Linked DNA regions of Mus musculus: regions 2 and 3 are each linked to region 1. A link is a loop called in an ENCODE intact Hi-C map of the cell type or tissue named here. Cell type or tissue: heart. All regions are shown on one strand.

What was found. Hi-C counts contacts between places; a loop is a spot of excess contacts. Peaks named below come from ENCODE experiments on the same cell type or tissue, not always from the same donor. Only the 100,000 strongest peaks of a DNase experiment are listed, where the experiment ranks them.
Region 2: a loop joins it to region 1, with 3.0 times the contacts of the local background. A loop is called at or near these places in 2 of 42 quality-filtered maps.
Region 3: it touches region 1 in a loop (2.3-fold over the local background); 9 of 42 quality-filtered maps call a loop at or near these places.

What each region holds. Positions count from the first base shown.
Region 1 is chr15:27,463,270-27,471,269 of GRCm38, reverse strand. It overlaps Ank (progressive ankylosis), which reads right to left and starts at 4,593. Exons shown (of 12, transcript NM_020332.4): 1 at 4,171-4,593. The coding sequence starts at 4,266. In heart, CTCF peaks have their summits at 4,791 and 5,674 (motif pointing right); DNase peaks (open chromatin) are centred at 3,379, 4,229 and 4,739; H3K4me3 peaks cover 2,540 bases; H3K27ac peaks cover 1,638 bases.
Region 2 is chr15:27,626,750-27,634,749 of GRCm38, reverse strand. It overlaps Otulin (OTU deubiquitinase with linear linkage specificity), which reads left to right and starts at 4,057. Exons shown (of 7, transcript NM_001013792.2): 1 at 4,057-4,292. The coding sequence starts at 4,141. In heart, no CTCF peak of the experiment used is centred here; a DNase peak (open chromatin) is centred at 4,029; H3K4me3 peaks cover 2,347 bases; H3K27ac peaks cover 1,536 bases.
Region 3 is chr15:27,548,835-27,556,834 of GRCm38, reverse strand. Ank (progressive ankylosis) reads right to left here. Exons shown (of 12, transcript NM_020332.4): 3 at 3,028-3,146. Among named protein-coding and RNA genes, the nearest start is that of Mir7117, 19 kb to the left of the region's middle. In heart, no CTCF peak of the experiment used is centred here; DNase peaks (open chromatin) are centred at 4,334, 4,904 and 5,244; H3K27ac peaks cover 246 bases.

The sequences.
Region 1 (8,000 bases):
AGGCCACACCTCCTAATGGTGCCAGTCCTATGAACCATTTTCATTCAAACAACCACACCTTACTAACTCTTTTTCCTGGCCCTTTCATTCTCCCCTCCTCTGTTTAGGACACCGATAACTCAGGACATAGGACATCCTTAACTCAGAACCATAACTCTAGGTTTTTTACATTAGGAAGGGCTGGGGACATGGATCAGCAGGATAGCATGCATACTGCTCATCCAGAGGACCAGAGTACAGTTCCTAGAACCCATGTCAGATGGCAAACTCTACCAAACTCAGTGACTCTTTTAGAGCCATTTGGAATATCTGCTTGGCATAGTAGTGCATACCTATAGTCTCAGAGTTTAGGAGACTGAGGCAGGAGGATAAAGAGTTGAGGCCAAGGCTGGGCTACACAGTACACTCCTGACTTTGGTGGGGGAAGGGAGGGACAATCTGGCATTAAGTAGAATACATTTTGGCTTGAGAATGCTGCAAGGCTTTACTCAAGTTGCCCTTAACGTTTTAAGTGGTATTAAGTACCTTTCATAATAGTCATTTATTCTATATAACTTGATGTGCTGGCTGGTTTTTATGTCAATTCGACACAAGCTATAGTCATCTGAGAGGAGGAAACCTCAATGAAGAAAATGCCTCCCTAAGATCAGGCTGCAGGAAAGCCTGCAAGGCATTTTCTTAATGATTGATTGATGTGGGAGGGCCCAGCTCACTGTGGGCGGGGCCACCTCTGTGCTGTAGTACAGGGTTCCATTACAAGAAAGCAACTCTCTTGTGAGGCTATGCCGGGGCCTAGCAAACACAGAAGTGGATGCTCACAGTCAGCTACTGGATGGATCACAGGGCCCCCAATGGAGGAGCTAGAGAAAGTACCCAAAGAGCTAAAGGGGTCTGCAACCCTATAGGTGGAACAACAATATGAACTAACCAGTATCACCCCCCCCCCCAGCTCGTGTTTCTAGCTGCATATGTATCAGAAGATGGCCTAGTCGGCCATCATTGGAAAGAGAGGCCCATCAGTCTTGCAAACTTTATATGCCTCAGTACAGCGGAACGCCAGGGCCAAGAAGTGGGAGTGGGGGGAGGGGGGAGAGTATGGGGGTACTTTTGGGATAGCATTGGAAATGTAAATGAAGAAAATACCTAATTAAAAAAAAAAAACCCTAAAAAAAAAAAAAAAAAAAAAAAAAGAAAGCAACCTGAGTGAGCCATGAGGGGCAAGCCAGTAAGCAGCACCTCTCCTGGCCTCTCCATCAGCTCCTGACTTCAGGTTCCTGCCCAGTGTGAGTTCCTGCCCTGAGTTCCTTCAATGATGGACTACAATGTGGAAGTATAAGACAAATAAATAAACCCCTTTCTTCCTAACTTGCTCTTGATCACAGTGTTTCACCACAGCAATAGAAACCCTGATAAAGATACTTGGTGATCCTGGCTTCTAGAAAATCAGGGACTCTCTGTACCTAGAGATCAAATAGGCATTTAGATAGTGTAAAAGAAACATGCTGTTTACAATATGCTGGTGTGGGTGTGGGGAGGGCTAATGCAGCTAGCTCAGTGGGTAAAGTTCTTGCTCACCTATCCAGAGGGGGAAGGGGAGAAGAGATCACACACACACACACCTACACACACACACACACACACACACACACACACACCTACACACACCTACAAATAAATAAAGTTCTAAAATAAACTATACCCAAGCATTTTCCTTCTTTACTTAGCAATTCATGTTGTTATATAGTAAAGGCTACATAACTTCAATAACTTTATTAAAAAGGCATTGGCTGTTCCTTCTGCTTTCTCCTCAACCAAAGCCTAAGCCAACCTTACTAAAATTAAATATTGTTTCTACCGAATTATCTGAATGATTCATCTCTTCTAACATGAACTTCTGGGTTACAGTTCCCCTTTCCTGAGAGAGCATTCTTTCACAATTTTCCTTTATCTATTGGGACTGTCAAGTTCACAGTATGGAGCTGGCCAGATGGTGCAGCTGATAAATGTGTGTGTGTGTGTGTGTGTGTGTGTGTGTGGTATGTCTTTCTCACTAAATAAATAAATGTAATAAAAAAAATGTAAAGGTCCAAAACATGGCAGCAAAGATTAAATCTGAGCCTCGGGTGAGGTCTGGAAAGCTAGAACTTATTTCTAATCTTCAAAGAAGCCTGGGAAAATATCCCTGAAGAGGCTGCACTGGCGAAGGCTGCTATCAGAACCTGCAAGGCCAAGGTGGGTGTAGACCTCAAATTCAGGTCTGCCATTTACTATCTATGTAGTTCTTGGGCATGAGATTCACCATGCCTAGACCTCTCATTCATCCCTCAAATACAAAATGAATAAATATAACATGGTGTTTTAACCAGGTACTTGGTAATCAACGGATGTAAGTGATTAATGTTTTAGACTACCAACCACTAACAATGGGGGAAGAGAGGATATATATATATATATATATGTATATATATATGTATATATATATAATAAAAAACAGTTTCTGTGAAAAGTGAAAATAGATATTCTTAAAATGTGTTAAGTTTATTTATTTTGTTTGTTTGCTTTTGAGACAGAGTCACACTGTGTAGCCCTGGCTGACCTGGAACCCTTTCTGTAGACCAGGCTGGCCTTGAACTCACGACTCACCCGCCTCTGCTTCCCTAGTGCTGGGATTAAATCCACACCTGGCCGAAAAACAGGTTTTGTAATTGCCAGAATACTCCATTGTATCGCCTCCCCAACCAGCTATAAAATGATAGAGAAGTCCATAATGTTTATGGAGAGAATTAGGGAACTAGAATAGACTTATAGGTCTCTTAATGGGCACCTCATAACACACATGCTCTGAGACTTGCTGTGTGATTTCTTTTTGTGATCATCACCCATGTGCAGTGTCCAAACTTTTCAGGGGAATCTAAATTTCCACTCTCAAAGTTCTGCCACAGGCTCAGTGTAAACGCAAACTTGTGTTTATAATCACAAACAAAACCTACCTACCCAAGAAACACTTAAGTGACATTCCTAGTCTTCTTGTTCTTGACAAGTCCGAGGCTTAAAAGCTGGTGAGACGTTTTAATAATTTTCTATGTCTTAATCATCTCCAACGCATGTGAAGCAGATACCTCGTTTTCCTGTGCTCCTGTATCGACTCTTCACCTGCCTGTATGAATTATCCTTCCCTACACAGAGGTGGGCTATACCTGCCTACCCAGTGACTGTCAGAAACTCCTCACTCCCGCCTCCATCCAGAGCCCCTTAATGAACAAAAGAGGGTTTATCCCACTGCTTTGAAAGGAAAAAATAGTACATTTGCAAAAGTAGGTCTATCTTACACTTTTGAAAAGGTCCAGCTCCCACCCCCAAACCCTCTCCCGGACCTTAGGCTGTAACTGCAACTGCCAGGAAGCCCTGCAAAAGGGTACCAGTGCCTCACCGCCACGGGAGAGCCTGCAGCACCAGATTGGTAATGACGCCACATGGAGATAGCGTGAAAAAAGAATGAGAAGGCAGCACCAGAAATGTGCTCTCGTCCAAAGGGGTGGAAGGAAGAGAGGAGAGAGAACACACACACACACACACACACACACACAGAGAGAGAGAGAGAGAGAGAGAGAGAGAGAGAGAGAGAGAGAGAGAACAGATATCCTAAAGTAGATATAATCAGTGATCCTCTAGGCAAGGTACCTCCTGGACACCCCTAATCCTTACCTAGGCTACATGCAAAGATGTAAATTTGGAAGTACGTGGGAAATCAACTTGGAGACATTGTAAGGCAAATTCTCCCACCATCACTACCATCACCAAACCCTGTGCAAGTAAAAAGCCAGCACTAAATGCTACTAGAAACTACATGCAGTTCTGGGCCCGAGGTTTACATAATCACAAATTACATAATACTCATCCCGAGCACTAAACCCCTTTCTATAGGTGAAGTTCCCCATCATCCCGTCGCTTGCTATTTTCCAAAGAACGCTGGAAAAGTCTCCAATATCTGCGGAGGGAGGGGATGGGGCGCTGCAAAAGTCACCCTCGACAAGCCGCAAAGCCACGTCAAATGGTCCAGGGTAAAGGGGGTTCGGAGCAGGTGACTCCTCTCCTCCCGCATCCCCCCGGCGCCCGGCATCCAAGGCCGAGGCTGGGCGAGCGAGGCGCACCGGGCGCGGCCGGGCTTACCTGCTCCCCGAAGTCGATGGCTATGTTGGTGATGCCGAGGGGCACCAGGAACCGGATCAGGGGCCAGTAGTGCGTGAGCGCCGGGAATTTCACCATAGTCCCCGCCGTGGGCTGACCCCACACTCATCTGCCGCCGCGAGGGCACTGTGCTGGGAGGCGCGCGGAGCGCAGCGCGGGGACGGAGGCCGCGGCCGGCGGGGCCTGGGGCGGCGGCTGCTCGCGGCGGCGGCGGCGTCCTCTCCAAGCGCTGCTGCTCTAGCAGGAGAGCCGCGAGCTCAAGTCCATCCCCGCTGCCCTCCCACACAACAAAGATCTGCCGGGGAGAAAGAGAGGAGGGACAGGGACGGCAGCGGCGGCAGCGGCGGCGGCGGCGGCGGCGGCAGCAGAGGCTTCTGCTGACAGCGGCTCCATTATAAGCGCTCTGGGCCCGGAAATAAATAAATAACCGCGCGCACGAGGCGCCTCCGCCGCCGCCGCCGCGCCGCGCGGAGGAAATCAGGGGCGGGCGGAGGCGCGACACCGCTGGCGACCCGGGAGGGGGCCGGCCCGGCGCCGCCTCCCCGCTCCGCTGCGCACGGCTCGGCCGCGGGGGGCGCTGCGCTCGCACAGGCCACTGCCGTCCGCGCCCGCGGGGGACCGGGGCGCCGCCTGAGCCGAGCGCGCGGAGCGGGGAGTCAGGCGGGGCGGGCGAGCGGGCGGGGACTCCGGGTGACCCGACACCGACAGCCCCATGCTGTCCCCGGAGCGTCCGGCAAGGCCGTGTGAGCGCCGTCTCCAGAGTTGGGAACCAGGAGTAGAGCTTCGGGGACAACCGAGCTGGAAAGGCCTCGGCGTCCGGGCGGCCTTGAGGCGGACTGGGAGCTGCTTTAGGGTGATGGGGATACGGCTGCATTAGTGGGAGAGAAGGATGGTTTACCAAAACGAGCATCTCGCATCTCTCGTGACAGAGATCTGCAGACCCTGGGGAAAAATACACCGGGTGGCAGGGACTGACTGTCCGTCCTGGACTAGGGTTCTGGGATGCTCCATACCGGTCTCCAGCTTTTGCTAGTAATGTGCAACCGTTTACTTATTTAAAAGTCGACCGGTAAATATGCTTAAAAAAAAAAAAAAGGAAAGAAAATCTGCTCGGCTGTGTTATAATATGTCCCCAGTGATTTCATGATAAATCAGTTGCTGAGCTGAGACTTTTACCTAAAACTGAAAAGCTTGACAAAGCCAGCATCAGCCGGTGTCCCAGTATAGTGTATGAAAAAAGGGTCCAAGCCAGTGACTGAAGCATTCACAGCAGGGCGGGGCTGGCCTCCAAGAGACGAGTACAGTCACACAAAAAAGCTTAGCTCGTAGAGGGTCCTGTGCCTGCTTTGGCTCTCTGTTTTTGCCTTAATACTTTTCATTAATATTTATTTTATTATTTTATGTCTATGGGCAGATATTTTTTTTTGTCTGCATGTCTGTCTGTGCATGACATGCTTGTCCAGCACCCACAGAGCCCAGAAGAGGGCATTGGAGCTTCTCCTGGATTCCAGAACATTGTGAGCTACCATATGAGTGCTGGAATGGAACCCGGGACTCTGGAAGAGCAGCAGTCGGTGCTCCTAACTGCTGAAACATCGTTTTCTTCAAACCCTGGTCTTGCCCTCTTGAAATGATGAATTTCTGAACAAGGGGCCTTAGCTTTTCATTCTGTAGCAGTTGAGATAGATGGTTTGTTCAACTTGTATCTTCCTATGCATCTTTTTTTTTTTTTTTTTTTTTTGGTTTTTCGAGACAGGGTTTCTCTGTATAGCCTTGACACATCTTTTAAAATAAACATAATGAGTTAAACTTGTGTATTACTTAAAACATTCAAGTATTTTGTCCTAAGAAATGAACCCATTCCCTTTATCTCTGTAAGGCTCATATTAATACTATATTTGAAGGTAATCAGAGGCAGGAGGATTGCTGTAAGTTCCAGGCCAATCTTGGCTACATAATGAGTTCCAAGCCTGCTAGGATTTTGTAGGGAGACCTTGCCTTTATTAAATACATAAATAAGTAAATAAATAAGAGCTTGAGACATTAACTTTCTGGTGCAGATTTTTCCGACTGCATCGCAAGTATTAAATATTTCCATATTTGATGCCTTTTATCCCCTTCAGTTTTACACACTCTGGTTGAAGCCCCTAAAAACTAGGAAACCAATTTACCCGCAGTTCCGTGTAACCCCAAATTACATCACCCATATAATTAAAACAAAACTTTGGTAATTGTTCATTGCATTTGATATGTCAAACAGTTACCCTTAAAAGAGATTTTTTTCCAGCAAAACAGGAAGTTCTTGTGTACAGGGCTCTCCCCAGGAGCAATTCCTGAAAGGCATGTTTCTGTGTAGTCAGTTATTAAGCTAACCATACAAAAAAAAGAAAAAAAAAAAAAGGAATGGGTTATTTAAAGGAATTCACGGAGAAGACTTCTGTTCTAAAGCAAATGTGGTCTGGTGATTTACCCATTCTGTTAGTCTATGTTTTCATAAGCTCGTTTCAATTAAAGTGATCTAGTCGTGCTGACCCTTGCCTGCTATGTGAATTGATGAAGCCCTGGATCAATGCTCCTGAAGACCTGTTTGCTCTCACTGGTCTCCGGAAGAGGCTGCTGCATCTCAGCTGCTACTGCGGCCACACGCACCCTTTCGGTCTGAAGGGGATGGTGAGAAAAATCAGCCAAAGGCCATTATCCTTGAGTACTTTTAAAATCTATCCTTAACAAGTGAGTTGGTGGCATCTTTGATTAAGGACAAGAATACCTTTTTAGACTTTTAAGTGGGTATAAGTTCAAGCAACACCAGAGAAACTTAAAAAGGCAATGGGACGTTTAATTGTTCTTTGTTTTGTTTTGTTTTTCACTAAAGAACTACAGTTCGGGGTTGAGAAATGGCCCAGCAGGACTGACTCTCTAGAAGAGGACTCCATTTTGGTTCCCAGCAACTAAGCCTGATGGCTCGCCTGCCTGCATCTTCCACTTCCCCAGGATCCAGCGCCCTCTTCAGGCCCCTGCACTCATGCGCACAGGGCTCCTACCCCAACACAACCACTCATGCGCACGCACACCATCCCCTTTAATTAAAAAGAAAATATTTTAAAATAAAATCACGCCGGGCGTGGTGGAGGCGCACGCCTTTAATTCCAGCACTTGGGAGGCAGAGACAGGTGAATTTCTGAGTTCGAGGCCAGCCTGGTCTACAGAGTGAGTTCCAGGGCAGCCAGGGCTACACAGAGAAACCCTGTCTCGAAACAAACAAACAAACAAACAAACAAACATCACAATCGGATAAGAGATTTAAAAAGGAAGCCCCGCCTCTCCCTTCTTGTAAACATAGTTTTCATGTCGTCAACAATATGACAGGAAAGCCCTAAATATAAGTGATTGTGGTAGGTAAGAAGTTCTCTGAATTATGCAGAAACTGAAGTATCCCAGCGTCCATTACGTTAGTTAGATCTAGAAGATATCTTCGGAAAGGTACAGCTTTATTTTCTATTTATAAAGTCTTAGATTTGATTGCTTTTGCCCCACTATCGTTACAAGGTTTACAGATACTAGTCATGTAGCATATAGAGAAAAAGATCCTGAAAGAGAATATATGCTCAGTGGTTAACAGTAGCTGCATTTCCATGATTATGAATATGAGGAAGAATTGTTTCTCAACTCCATTCACCCATCTTTAACAAAATGAGTATGTATAAATCTATAAAGAGAAAAAAAATTTTTTTTGTTTGTTTGTTTTTTCGAGACAGGGTTTCTCTGTATAGCGCTGGCTGTCCTGGAGCTCACTTTGTAGACCAGGCTGGCCT
Region 2 (8,000 bases), 160 kb before region 1:
TCAACACTATTTACTGGCAATGTGAGTGGTATCTATGTCCGACTGTTCAATGCTGGCCAACATTCAGCACTGAACTAAGACCAGAGTACTTTCCCACAGAGAATGCAGGGGCTTTATTCCAAAGGCCGAGTCTGTATTGTGATTCACTTCTATGTGCCTGCCAAAGACCAAACAGAATCTAAATCTGCCTGTACCATGTCAGGCACAACTGGATTTGCTAGATCATATGACTCAGGTGGCACAGGGACTTGCTTACTAGCCTGGACCTGCTGAAGAGTCCTCTCTTCTCCCACTGGGCACAAAGCCTGCCCTACTTTCTGTAGGAAGGACCAGATGTAACTACTTCTCTTTCATCTTAGACGTTACATCCTGACATCCACATTTGGGCTCCCTTCCCCCTAAAACTTCACTGAATTTGGGAGATACTACTCCATACCTATGACATTGAAGCATTACCAATAGATCCAGAGTGGCTGCTACCAGCAAGGGCAGGGGAAGGAATCTGGTCAGGCAGTATAGGGAGGGGTCCTGGAAAAGGACAACTCAGTTTCCTGACCTTGGTAAGCAGTTCACTTTTGGTCTGAAGCTGGCACTGTTAACAGGAGTTCTGTCCTGGCTGGAGGCCAGACATGCCCCAAACCATTCATGTGTCTTGGCTCACGTTCTGGTTTCTTAATCCTTTTTTTCTCCTTGTATATAATATGGTAGTTCACTTTGTCAAGTCGATATGATCTAGTATCACCTGGTAAGAGAGTCTCAGTGGGGAGCTGTCTAGATCAGGCTGGTCTATAAGGAAGTACGGGAAAATAGTCTTAATTATGCTAAGTTGTGGGGAAAGAGAACCCTAAATGTGGGCAACACCACTGCTTAACTTTGGAATCTGGATTATATGAATCATGATATAGTAACCTGAGCACAGGTAAGTCCACATTTGGGTATTTTTTTTTTGTTTTGTTTTGTTTTGTTTTGTTTTGTTTTTTGAGACAGGGTTTCTTTGTATAGCTCTGGCTGTCCTGGAACTCACTCTGTAGACCAGGCTGGCCTCGAACTCAGAAGTCCACCTGCCTCTGCCTCCCAAGATAAGTCCACATTTATTCTTTCTCTACTCTTAACTGTGGAAGAGACTACGTGCTTCAGGTTCCTGCTGCCTAGACCACCCTGCAATGATGGGCTGTAACCCAAGAATTTTGGTCCAAAATAAGCCTCTCCCTCCAAGTTTGTTTCTTTTCTTTCCCTGCCCCTCCCCCACCCCCACCCCACCCCCCAACAATGGTGAATACAACTAAGAGGCATAACCACCCAAGGAGTAAGATCCTGGGAGGGAGACTATTTGTCCTGAAGGTGTGTCCAAAGCTCCAGGCCACCCACCAGATGGAGAAGCACACAAACAAGCCATGGGTAGGCCAACTGCCCTGATCAGCTGACCTTCTCATGCTTCACCCTAGTAAAGCCTTACTAAGAAAGGCCTTGGTCACAACCTTTCTTAGGATTCTCCTGCTACACACACACACACACACACACACACACACACACACACACACACCCCTCACTCCTTTCTAATCTCCACCCTTAAATTCATTCTTCGAGTTTTCTGGAAACTCCTTGACTTGGGTGCCTGTTGGTTTTCTAGGATTTTAGCCCCCTGAAGTTATGGAGTGCTGAATTTAAAGACATCCTTCACTTTCTTCCCATTTCACTCCTTCCTGCCTATTATCACCAAATGTGATGGATACATATGAGATTCTGTGGGTGTGAAATGTGAATGTGGAAACTGCTAAGGGCTAAATTACAACTCAGAGCCCAAGAGCTAACGTAGTTCCATCTGGGCAATAAAGCTTATTTCTGAATTCTTATTTTGAATTCAGGCTCTTTACCTGTTAGACTCGTTGCAAACATATTTAGTGTGGTAAAATTTTAGATATCTTCATCTTGAGCCTTGTATTAATTTCCTCAGACTATTGTAACAAAAAACAACAAATCAGAGGGCAAACAACAGAAAGTTAAAGTTTTGGAAGCTGAAAGTGTGCTGTGAGATTGCTGGCAGGGTTAAGCTTTAGCCAAAGAGTCTTTGGATAGCCTTTGTTTGCTTTATCTTAGCTTCTGGTAAGTTCCATCATTCCTTAGGTTTTAGCTGCGTTCCTTCAATCTCTGTCTTCTTCCCCACATGGCTTTATTCCCTCTGCTGTTTATCTGTCTGTGTGGTCAGTCTCTCCTCTCAAAACACCAATCAATAGCTTTACAGGACACCCCAATCCAACATGACATCACCTTACTAATCTCATAGACAGAGATTCTTCCCCCATCCCCCGGCCCCCCGAAGTCAGATTGGGATGTTCCAGATGGACGTGAACTGGGTGATGACCTACTACAATCCTTCCTCCTTAAGTTCCTCAACCAGTTTGCTTACCATTTTATGCTTTGAATTTTCAGCAGGTGTGTTTCTTACTTTTTAAAGAAAAAAAAAAAAAAGGAAAAGAACACCTCAGAGTTATTTGTCTCAAGACAAACGTTCTTTCTTTCTTTCTTTCTTTCTTTCTTTCTTTCTTTCTTTCTCTTGTTTTTGTTTTTGTTTTGTTTTGTTTTGTTTTGTTTTTTTGAGGCAGGGTTTCTCTGTGTAGCCCTGGCTGTCCTGAAACTCACTTTGTAGACCATGCTGGCCTCGAACTCAGAAATTCGCCTGCCTCTGCCTCCCAAGTGGTGGGATTAAAGGCGTGCACCATCTCACCCAGCACAAATGTTCTTTCTATAGTTTATCCTCTTATGTTCCCACCTCCCCGAGTTTATCTTTACAGGTTCTTTACAAAGAACATAGCCCTCCCCTGAAAGAAAGTAAGATAGTTTAGTCTGGAGCCAAGGAAATATGAGGCACAATGGTCCAGGAACACAGATTTGACTTATTCCAAATAGTCTCCATATGCTCCAGCCTAATGGCTTCCTTGCTTTTTTGTTTGTTTGTTTGTTTTTTTAAATAGTAACAGAACAAATCAAACATTAAGTCAAAGGTCTTTCTAAAACGCATCAGGTAGATGGTAGAAATGTTTGTTAAATGTTTGTTATGTGATCTGATGTTATTCTGGCCGTAAGTCTGTAGATCCCAATGATTTACCTAAAAGCTATAATGAGGTTGGCAATAAATGGCTATTAAGGAGAACTGAAGATCGCCCAAGACTGTGCAGCTTACTCCTAATCGGTAATATTCTAGCTCTCCATAATCAAGGACGTTTTAATCACCCAATCAGCCTTGGGGATGTTTAACACTAGTGTGCTCCCCTCACCTCTGAACATCAGTTTAGTCCTATGCTTTAATATTTAACTGCAGGCAAAAATGATCTTTCATAAATGGCCTTATAGAGAGAACACGGAAAAGACGAAGCTCAAGCTTATCAATCTAAACTTGGCTTTTTATGATCTGACTTCCAATCTTACTTTTCGGTTCTGCCCCTGAACCTATCTGCAGGCTTCCGAAATGTCCCTGCCTCGCTATTGCTCCATACTCGGGTTCTGCCTCAAGGCTGGAGCCATGCCTACTAACTCACCCACTCTCCCCGGCTTCTGCGCCTCCACGGTCATACCTTGGAAATCTGTTAATGTCAGCCCTTTACTCTTACTCTTAAATCGATCACATGAAGCAATCTAATTCAAGATGGCACAGAATGTTGTGCTTGCTCAACTACGACCCCACAGCCGAGGTCAAGGCCACGTGGGCTCCAGAGGCCGCGCTGGCACTGAGGAACGGTGCCAGCAGAACTTTTAGGGGACCAAGGATGAAGTTCTGTACCGAGGTAAGTACTACCCGGCATCCTAACTCTCTCAACTCCACACCGCCCAGCCGCGTGTCCTGCCCAGCCTCCAACATCCCCCAACACCACCTACTGAGCCCGGACATGCGCAGTGGGCACACGGCGCGGGCCGCTCCAGGCTCCGCGGCTCAAATCCGCTCTGCGCAGGCGTCCTCCCTCCATTCCCAGCCCCGCCCGTTCCAGGTCCCCTAGCCTCTCGCCACGCCCCCTTGCTGCAGGTCAAAGGTCGCGGGGCGGGCCACAGTGACGCTTACGGAAGCGCTCTGCGGACCTCGCGGGGTGCGGGGCAGCGCAGCCACGGCTCCGGACGGCGGGACGGCAGGGCCCGGCGTGGCCGCGGATGAGTCGGGGAACCATGCCCCAGCCCGGAGCGTGGCCCGGTGCAAGCTGCGCCGAGACGCCGGCGCGCGAGGCCGGGGCCGCGGCGCGGGACGGCGGGAAGGTGACGGCCGGCGCGCAGCCCCGGGCCGCGACGCGATGCCCGGCCGAGCAGTGAGTGAGCGGGGCGGGCGTGGGAGCGGGCGCGGGCGCGGGGCTGCGTGGGTTCCCTCGGTTTCAGGTCGGCTACCCAGACCGAGCAGTAGAGAGTCGGGAGTGTGGACCCTGTCACAGCTCGGTCACCCAGGCCGCCACACTCCCGCTTTGACAACTGTCCAATCCTGAAGTTAGGGAAAGCGCTAGGAATTTGGGAAAGAAATCCAGAGAGGCCCCTTTAATGATCCACTGACTCCCTGTAGCTCTTTTCCCCTAACCTAGCTCGGAGGAAGTGAGTTCGCCCCAGTAACAGCCACAGAATTGTCCTGCGATGTCACCACTTGAAGAGTTTCCCACCTGTTGGACAGACTTTGGCCACAGGCTGGCCCTCTCCGTTTTACCCCGTCAGACCCTGGCTAGGTATTCCTACCACTCTTTGCTTTTACACACACACACACACACACACACACACACAGGCACACAGTTTTAGAGCAGTTCCTTATTGACTGTGAAGAAAAACAGTAAGTTAGAAGCGATTTCACTGTGCAGGGTTTGGAGGTGTCTACTGAGTTCGTGGCACAGTTCTAGATGTCTTTGGACTTAGAAAATCAAAAGCTCCGACAGTCAGTTTTCTTATGATCCAAAAGTTAAAGCATAAGGTGTGTCTAGATGGACCTTTAGAGCTCTTTCAATTTCCTAAGAAGGGGTCTTTTGAAGCCTTGTTAAGGAAGACGGGATATAATAGCAGCTCAGTTGTGAGGTGCTTTGCGGTGGGCTTTGACCGCTTTCGTTTATTGAGCGCCCGAGTGTGATGGTAATTATTCCTGTAATGAGCTAGTGGTAACAGGAAAGGTATAGAGTGGGAAGCCTTAACCTTCTCTAAGAGCTAGGCTGCCAATTAGCGTTAGTGACATTGTCTGTTAGCTTTGGGACTTGGGGAGCTTTTAGCTCTTTATTTGGGTCAGCATTATCTAAGCTTCAGCCATAGTTGCTGTAGTCAATGAATCTAGATAGCCTGGTTTTTTTAAATGAAATGTCCTGATTCTTAAGTAGGGACACTTATTTTTCTTTCTATTGAGCTCCTTTATATTACAGGGCCATGTTTGAGTTGGTCTAGTCTGTGGTTGCCAGGTTGAAACTGTCTAGGTTAGAGATGTCTCTTTCCTCTGCTCTTCCTCTGCTTCCTGACGGCTCTGCCTTTCAGCCTGCTTTCCTAGTCCATTCCTTTCCTGGATGCCCAGCCTTTTAAGCCCTGCACCTCAGTCTTACCCTAGCAGTTTCACATGCCTTGAAAGATACCTGAGCCTTTGAGGCCAGAACCACATTCTCCAACGTACACACAGTTGTTTGGAAGGTTTTCTGGTGTGGTGGTTCTCACGAACACCTTGGGGAACGGACCTCAAAGGGAAGGAGTCTTCACACTGCTGTTAGTCTTAAAGCTGAAACCTGGGTTTGTCATCTCACTCTTGAGGAAACAGGTGCGGATTGTGTTGTTAGGCAGGGAGAAACAGGTAGGAGATTTTAAGACCATGGTTCTTGACACCTCCCCCCCCCCCCCCAACTCCCTACCCCTTACCCCCTTCTTCTTGACCTCCTCAGCAACACTGGACAGAGAGGCATGGCTTATAACCACGCCTATGTTTGTAATTTGAATGTTATTAGCTGTTTCTTTTTTTCCTTACTGCCTGTGTTGGCTTTAATTGACCCATTTTCTCTTGACTCTTCAGGTGTGGAAATGAGGCTAGTGTATAGTGTAACTCACAAGTATTACTGGTTAATACACCACACTGCTAGACCATTTTGCCTTTCTGACTCAGCCTTACATGAGTAGTGGATTGGGCTCTTTCTCTCTGTGGGGCTTTTCTAGGGTCCCGTATCAGAGAAACAGTAAATAGTTGACAGTGTAATATGTGCGTATGTGATATAAGCCGCTTAATAGTTTGGCTATAAATTTAATGCTGTTAAGAATGTGCGTTTAAATCTGTGTTAGGCTCAGGGGTCAGACCTCTCCACTCAGAGTTATTGAAAATATTTTTACCTTAAAATAGGGACCATGGTGAGATTGGATATGATTTGAGATATGCTATAGCGTTATTTTTACTACATTTGAGGGAGATTGGTTATGAGTGTAAGTCCTAGGCAGCCTACAGGTGAATTATGAACTTGGGGTTTGGCTCTAGTAGCTCAGCTGTTCTGATTTCTTTTTAATAAGCTCACCGCATTTCACAGGGGAAAGGACTGGGGAAGAGGGACACCCAAACCACATGTATACACTGCCTCCTGCACAAGCCCCAAGGGATGGTCACTGTAAAGCTGGGAGTCCCATTTGAAGAGGCCTGACATTAGACCAGAGTAACTGACCTTGTGCAGGTTCCCCGGCTGCTCACATCACAGGCCTCCTTTGCTCCATCTTCCCTTCCCTTCATCCTTTCATGTGGGGAACCCTTAGACAGTCATACCACGCTATCCTCCTCAAGGGCGTGACCAAACCGGAAGTGGTTAGGGAAGTCACAGACTACCCCGTGCGCCTTCTCAGTCTACTTGAGGATGGGACTGGGGTTTACTCTGAGATTGATGCTGGGTATGCTCTTGTATGGAGGCATACCAGTCGTCTGGGAAGCCCGATGAAATTGAGTGCAAACTTGTGTTTCTAAGCTAAGGTATTCTTCAAGGGTCTGCGAGCACACTCCTCTATGTGTTAGGCTGTTTGCAGGGATTGTCAACCCTCGTTTATGCTGTTTTCTGTCCTTGCCCAGCCTAGCTTCCAGAGTGGGGTAAGAAGGCGTGTAGCTGTGGGGATGTAGTGGACTCCCTCTCCTTTCCTCACGCAAGGAAGACCCCGCTTGAGGAGTCACCCAGGATGTTTCCAGACCTCCTTGTTGCAGGCAGCTGTGTTGTCCTTATGCGCTTCTGGAAGTCACATGGAGCAGGATGAGCTGACATGGAAAGTCCACTTGCAGAAGTGGGTGGAATTTTGGCCTAGGTGCTGGTACTTTCCTGTATGTGTTCTGTTGTTTATCCTCTCTGCAGTCACCAGACTAGACAAAGGCTAGGCCTAGTGGTCTTTACGTTTCTGGGTCTGGGTAGGAAGATGTGTGGTGTCACATTGGTTGACTCCACCTTACCAATACTGCAGAGAGGGCTGGAAAAATGGCTAGTGGTTAAGAGTCCTTGCCGCCCTTGTGTAGGACCTGGTTTAGGCTCTCACTCAGCACTTACAGTTACCACCCGTAACTCCAGTACCAGAGGATCCCGCCCCCTCTTCTGGCCTCAGGATCTAGGCACACGAATGGCATACAGATATGCATTCAGGGAAGCAGTCATGCACATAAAGTAGTAAATACCAAAATAAATGCTGCTTTTTAATAACAAGAAAACAGTAGTGTTTGTAAGCTGTGCATAGACGTTAGAATTGGTTGTTTTCATTTCATGTCTTGAATCAGAAATTGAAAATATGGCTTCATAGAAATCTGTTTCACTGACCTCTGCCTTTAATTTTACAGTTTTCTTGGAAATAGTATAATTTTGTTTGCACTAGTAAGCATTTGCAAACAAGTCTTAGCTGGATTTAGTACTTCTTTCCTGTAATGCCAGCACTCCAAAGGCAGAGTTGGAGAAGGATCAGGAGTTCAAGGCTGGCCTAGCTCAATCTCCCTCCCACAACACACAGACACACACACATACACACACACACACACACACACACACACACTCTTACCTTTAAAA
Region 3 (8,000 bases), 86 kb before region 1:
CTAGATTAGAGCTAAGGTTCCAAGGTGGTTCTGAGAGACTGACGTCATTGGGTCAAGAGCAGATCAGGGCTCTGAAAGAATGTGGTCTCCTGGATCTGAGCTGGTTTTGTGTGCCTGAAGGAGGCTAGGCAGAAGGTCCTAAAACAGGCAACCCGCAGCTCAGCCAGCAGCAGGTGGGGAGGGTGATGCTCGCTTACAACAGCATCTGTGTAAGAACTTTACGTCTTACCTCAATGGCCAAGTAGACCGACAGACTGCCGGTTAGATTTCTGTCACCTTGACACAAGCTAAGGTTCATCTTACAAGAGAGAGTCTCAAATGAGGAAATAGCTCTATTAGAATATGCTGTAGGCAAGCCTGTGGGGGTGGGGGCGGGAGAATGTTTGATTGATGACTGATACAGAACGGTTTGGCTCATTATACAGTTCCACTCCTAGACAGGTTGGCCTAGGTTGTATAAGAAAGTGGGCTGAACAAGTCACAGGAAGTAGGTCAATAACTAGTGTGCCTTCATAGTCTGCTTGGTTCCTGCCTCCAGCTCCTGCCTTGGCTTGCTCAGTGATGGACTACAATCTGGAGTTGTGAGATGAAATTAACCCTTTCCTCCCCAAGCGGCTTCTGTCCATGATCTCCATCACAGCAACAGAAAGCAAACTAGAACACAGAGACATGTGATGGCGCCTGAGCAGAACAGGATGGACAAATCTCCATGCCTAGGTTGAGAATTTGTGTAGCAGCGGCTGCCTTTACTCCCTTCTCCAGCTCCGAGGTCCCAACCTGTCAAATGGTTTTGTTTTGCTTTGCTTTTTAAATGTAGCTAACATTTGTAATAGCATTTTATAGGTTGTCTTGTTGTCTTAATGCCATCTGGGTGGAAAGCTGCATGACTTCTAGCAAATATCTCCCCAACTGTGTTATTAGGATAGTGCTGCAGGTATATACACGTGCATGTGCACATGTACAGATGTGTGTCTAGGTGAATGAGGGAGAGAGGTTCTTATAAAGGCTCATTATTACAAATCTATATCTAAGGATAGCTAGACATATAGGTAGTGGATAGGTAGTAGATAGATAGACAGACAGACAGTTAGATAGGTCTAGAAGAATTCAGCTAGATATAGATATCAATAGATTGGTAGATGGATGGATGGATGGATGGATGGATTGGTAGGTAGGTAGGTAGGTAGGTAGGTAGGTAGGTAGGTCGGTAGATAACAAAGCCTAGGATAACTCAGATAGATAGATAGATAGATAGATAGATAGATAGATTGCAGACCGATAGATAGATAGATAGATAGATAGATAGATAGATAGATAGATATAGATGAAGGATGGATGGATGAATGGATGGATGGATAGATGGATGGATAAGGTAGATAGATAACTAGAGGTCAGGACCAAGGTCTAAACATAAAATTTGTAGTTCTTATACAAAGAATCTGAAGTAAGTCTCTCTATATAGTATTTAAAATATTTTTATGCATGAATCAGTTTCTCACACATGAAATTGGGTGTATGATTTCCCAGATGTGGTACCACTCAGGGAACTTTTGGATTTTTGAGATCTGGGTCTGGGGTTTGGAGTGAGAGATGCTTAACTTGTGCTGAGCTTTAAAAATGCTGTTGTGGCAAATAAAACAGCTGGCAGGGGCCAGAAGGCAAAGCATCTAAGAGTCTGCGACAGCCTTCTACGACAAGTCATGCGTTCTCAGAATTCACTGGGTAGTTACCACTCTCTGTTTAGATCCTCTCTGCCAGGTTTCAGGAAGGACAGAGTGACATCACAGGCTCAGTCTGTCCAGCTCAAGCTTAACCCGTTCAGCATCGAGGCCTGACTCGAGAAGCTCCAGGCTCCTGTGCACAAGTGTGAGGACCATATGCTGCCTTGCCTCTGACCTGCCCTCGGGTTCACCTCTCCATCAGCTCTCAGGGGCAACACAGCTGGCCAAAGTAGCGAGAGGAAACCTCTCACTGTCCGCTGCGCTGCCCACTGGTGGCCCAAGCCTCCCACCAACAGTAATTAACAAAGGATCCAATGGAAGACTTTATTATTAGCCACTACATGTTGTTAACTTTGTATTGTCTCTGTATAGCTACACCAAAATGAATAGAAATAAGCCTCATCTTCACTACCATGGACACAGGATTCATTAAGGTTCTTGGTCTCTATGATAAGACTGGTAACCTAGTGATGACATGTCCCATCAGGATGTCCAGGAGAAGCACACCGTGAAACCCATGTGTTCACACCACACAAGTGGCAAGTGTAGCCCCCATCACCTGGAACTGAAATCAACCATGAAAAAGCACGTGATAACCGAATCAGAATGTTCAATTGTGTTTTCTTGCTGTCTGCTATAATGTGTGGCAAATATATATATATATATCATAAATTGATGAGAGACACTGGCTAAGAAGCCCAAGGAACCCCCCTACACTGTAGGTAAAACCGATAAACTGCCGAGGGAATGAGCTTAATGGTTCCTCAGGAAAAAAATTAAAATTAATTAAAAATTAACATATATATATATATATATATATCCCCAAAGAATTTAAAGTACGGACTCAAAAGGGTATTTGTACACTTGTGTTCATAATTTTAATCACAGTAGCCAAAAATGGAAACTACAAATGGGTAGATAGGCAAAATGTATTATATCTACACCAGGAAACATTATTCTGCCTTACAAAGGAATGAAACCCTGGCACATTCTGTAACAGAGAGAGAACACTGACAATATCTAAAATGAAATCAGCCAGGCAGGAGAGAACGAACAATGTCTGAGTCCCCCGTGCAGTACTTTAACATAGTCACCTTCACAGAAACAGAAAGTAGAACGCAGTTTCTGGGATAGGGCGTGGAACGGGAATGGCTGTCACATGCAGAGAGGCCCTGGAAACTGACTGCGTAGAAACATGAGTGCTCTTCTACTATTGAACCAGACACACCAAAAAACTTAGAATAGCAAATTCTATGATAGACGCACTTGCCGTTAAGAAGGAAAGCCCACAGTTTCCTCCACTTACCATGGCATCCATAAAAGGGAAGGCAGCGAGATACAGGAAGGCCCTTCGTGTTTTGCTCCCCACAGACTCATCCACATGATGCAGCTTGTTGATGATGTAGTACCCTAAGTCACTGTAGGCTGCAGGGACCAAAACAAACATGGTATTTAGAAAAAGGAAGCTTACATGAATTTTGTCTAGAAAACTTAAAGTAAGTTTAAATGTCTTATCTGCCTTGTTGTAGAAAAGTCAGAAAAGCTATAAGAGAATTATGTTCAATCTCATTCATCTACTGGGGGCGGGCGTGGCTTACAGTGACCCGGTACTTTTATTAGTGTGTGAGGCAAGCATATGAGTTTCACCACGCAGAGGAGGTCAGACTATATGCTCCCTATAAACCTCAGATATCCCTGAATGATATTGTCCTACGCACTGAAAGATGTTTAGTGAGCTGATTTTCCTCTGGACCTGCTAAGTCTTGATTTACCCAACTTTTTATTGTGCACCTGTGATAGTATTTGGATATTATGACGGAATGCTGGATGGGAATAGTTGAAAATAAATACTTAAATACTATTAGATATTTACCAAAAGAAAACTTATAGAATTTAGCGTGTGTCTTCCTCACAAGTTTTCAAGTGAGCTTTTGACACTTGCCAGTCAGTGCTCAGTGCCACTTCTTGGGAGGAGGGTGACCAATGCTAGAATTGTCCTATGCAGTAGAAAGTGATATGCAGTTGGTATTCTAGGAGTCCTGTGTCAAGACTTGTCATGGTGTGAGGCTGAAAGCAGAGAACATCCAACACACACATGTGTGGGTTGTATACAAACCCAACAAGCAAGAGAAAGAGAGGCAGGACTTGAGGACCTGACTCCTCAAAAGGGCAGGCTGTGCTAGCTTTGATCTCACTGACTCAGGCTAAGACAAAGCGAATCCAAGCTCTGCAAGGCTTTCCACATGCTACCACGTGGAAGTTACGCTCTACAGCTGTGAATGTGTAAACATGTGACACCCAGACAGGAATCTGACACAAGCGAGCTAAAGGGAAAAAGAAGAGCCACCCCCCATGCCAGCATTTGAGGGGCAACCTATCTCCCCACAAACTAGTCAGCAGAGATAATGCTCCATCATCAGGATCAGTCTTGAGTCACAAGGCTTTTGTGATACTGCAACCTTGAAAGTGGCCTTTAGGAAGGAACCTGAGACGTGTCACTGGGAACTGCAGAGGTCATACCGGACAAGAGCTGTGTTCAGGGGGGGGTCTCATGTCCAGAGAGCAAGGCAGGGTTGAGGTGAGAATCAAGAGACAGCTACAGAGGTGAAGACAGGCGTCAGGATGGGAGAGTGGCACCTCTGTCAAGGCCACTGAGGTGCAAGAAAGGGAGCCCAGGGAGAGGACATCCTGAAGCAGACAAGGAGCATGAGGAGATGAGACTACAGCGAGGGGCGTGAAGGAGGCAGCTGTGCTCCCAGCTGTCATTTGGACCAGAAGCTCTGACAGAGATGAGAAGCAGACAGGTGGCCTGAACTGACCCTGGAAGGCAGCATGAGAGCTTTAGTCTGAGTCTGTAGTGAGGTAAGACGCACATTCAGACCAGCGCTCAGCGGATGGAAACTCAAAGCTTGGATGCAAGAGTCCTGCATCTCACACACAGTCTACGCTGGGGGGCAGAGCCATGGTCTCTTAATCACGGACACTATTTACTTGTGTATGTGTTTCTATGCAATCGACAGATGCTCACTTGGGCAGGGTCTTTCAAGGAGACCCCTACTCTGGCAGAAACGCCTGTAATAAAGGCAGCGATGGCCCACGCAAGAGCACGGGGCTGCTATGAATAGCTGCGAGTGGAAATCCCTGGTAAAGGTTACGGTCCATGGAGCATGCCAGCTGACAGGACCTGACTATCGAGCTGATACTGAGGATCATGGGAGAGGGGAAGGCTGTGGGCCAGAACGGTGGTGACATGAGCAAACCATGTCTCCCTGAAGCTCAAACATCAAAATCCTAACCCCTGGACCTCAGACTGTGATCTTATGTAGCTATAGACTTATTGCAGATATATGATAAGGTCATATAGGAGTGGGTGGGTGTCCAACCCCATATGACTAGTGACCTTGTAAAAGGGAGAGATTGGATTCAAAGACAGCTATGTATGGGGTGTGGGTGGGGTGGGGAGGGGGGTGGGAAGTCCTTCTGAGGGCAGAGACTCAATGACACAGCTCCACACCAAAGGCTGCCAGGAAAGTCTCAGAACCAAGGAGCTGGCAGAGGGCAAGCTGTTCCTCAACGTGCTTAGAAGGAAACAGGCCTGTCTGTACTTTGATCGCAGACTTGTGGCCTACAGACCTGCCAGACCGTACATTTCTCTCCTTTAAGCTGCACGGTCTGTAGGATTTTGATACAGCAGCCCCTACAAATGACTGCAGGTTGGTTCCGAGCAAGGTGCTTTTGTTTTAGACTCTGGGGTGGTAGATGTGTGCGGCTCACAGCAGGGCATGTGATCTGCACCTGTTGCCTGGCCATAGGGAAATTGGCAGATGTGAGCATCCAGACACTTGCAATCATGTATTTTCGATAAAGCAACAAGATGGAGCTTTTTTGGTAGGGTCCCTGGGGTAAACAGAAAGATGAATGACGACATAGGCCCGTGGGCTTCTTAAGCCTTTCTCTCAGCTCTGTCTCTGGAATGTAGGTACCGCATTATTCTTCCAGTTCCAGGGCCTGCCCAGCTCCCTGGGCCCGGCTTCAGGAGCATCTGGGATTCGTGGGTCCAAGGGTTAGTTTTCTAGCTTCTACTTTAGAACCTTCCTGTTTCAGCTGCTGAAGAGAAAACCTGGGGGCCAAAGACAGCTTTTCTTTTTTTTTTCCAGATTTATCTTTTCTATGGTAGAGGAATCTGATTGTACCTCAGTAGCTGTTTCCACCCTAGACATTGTGTGTATAAAATCCCGAGACCTGTTTGCATCCCATTTCTCCTGTTCCACTCTCTCGTGCCAGCTGTTGAGCTATTTCCAACCCAGCTGAAGCTGGTGGCTGTGGTGATTTGTGTAAGATGCTTTGCATATAGAGTCTCTCTCTGGTGACTGCTCTAGCTGCCTTGGCAATGTTCAGTGAGCTTCAGCTTCTAACCACTGCCTTACCGAGAGTGTTTTCTAACCATTGCCTTACCGAGAGTGCCCTGTAACAATTAAACAACGCTTTGGAACAGATGCAAGCAGGCTTCATGACTGCAAACAGCAGCGGGACACTTGCTTGACCTATGCCCTGGTCGGACGCTTTAAACCAGATCAAACAAAGGGAGGAAGGCCCTAAAAACTTATAGATCCAATAACCTCAGCCAACGGAGGACAGCCCATTTTGCAATCAGTTGTTCTCAAACCAGCAGGGCTAATAGTTACTGGTACTTATTGCAAACTATAAAATACTCACTTCAATGAAAGGCAGTATACAAAAGACAACTGAGGCCCCATCTACTTGAGTAAGTTATAATCCGCACATTTCCAAGATGTTAAATTCAGAACACCTGACCTAATTCAAGTTCCTGAGGTATCAGTGTGTAAAAGCCTCTCTAGGACTATTTACTGACCCTTTGAGTCCTACTTATGAGGCCTTTGTAGGAGCGTGCAAGTTCATCCTGGGTTTCTAATGTATGTATTGCTTCCAGAGAGTGTGTACTTACTGGCTGATAAATCACATTTAAATCTCTTCGACAAATACGTGTTGAATGACTTATTCATATGAGGCACCGTGCCAGTCACCCAGCTGTGCAGGGGACAGCTTTCTGCATGAGGGCTGGGACACTGACATATAATTAGATCCCACTACTAAGCTCTGTACTGTGAGTTGTTTATCTGGAAAGCACAGGGACGACGGGGGTGGGGGGGTGGGGGGGGACAACGAACATATGAACAAGACCTTGGAGAAGAAAGATCCTGGAACCATGCATAATAATATAAGCAAGTAAACATGAGATCATAACATGGGCACCCAAGACTTACTGGTATACTTGGCAAAGTGGGACTCACAAGTCACTATGGCCGCCGGCTTCTCACCAGAGGGTACGTTGTATAACTGAGCGAACAGGATATAACCCAGGTTGTGATAACTACAGATTAAACACATGGATGGACTCATTGTGCCCAAAAGAAGTGATTGTATACGTGTCTTGAGTTCCTCCTGTCTCTATAGCAACACTCTGATTTCTCAGTTTCCTTTACCACACACTAAATAGTTCATGTGCCCACCCCTCGGCCCTGGGCTGGCCAGCAATGTGTTCCAGTCAGTAGGCTGCAAACAGTGTGGTGGAGTAATACCTCTGACTCTTGACTTCAGGATACTTGTGCCTCCACCTGCCACCTGGAGTCTAGCCACAGCCATCTCAAAAAGGCCAGGCAATGGGGCAAAGCGACCGACCGACCGGCTGGACAGACAGACAAGGAAGGATACAGAGTGAGGATAAGAGCTCAGCAGAGGCCACTCGGCCACGCCCAGAGGGCTCCCTCAGCACCAGCACACCCACATCCTGATTTCAACTGACAACAGGGGTGTGTGTGGGTCCAGAAAAGTCCAAAAGGATCACCCGCCCAGTGATCTGGAGAACAAGAGAAACAAACATTTGCTTTCTAAATCACGGAGAGTTCTGCGGTGGCTTTTGTTTGCTGCCTTGTTTAGTTTTTTGGTTTAAGACAAAGTCCCAGGAGGTGCGGGCTGGCCTCAAACTCACTCTGTCATGAGGATGTAATTGATATTCTGGCCCCCTCTGCATCTACCTCCCAAGGGGGATCACAGGTGTGCAGCATCACATCTGGACATCAGATCCAGAGCTCTGGGCATGCTTGGCAGTTCACCAACTGAGAGGCATCCCCTCCCTGTGGTGGCTTTTCAGATAATAAATGGAACTGATTATTCTTAACACTCTGACCGGTGTGGCTTTCCATGTAGATCCCAGCATGGCAACTTAGGGTGAGTCTGTGATTCATGAGTAAGCGGGAA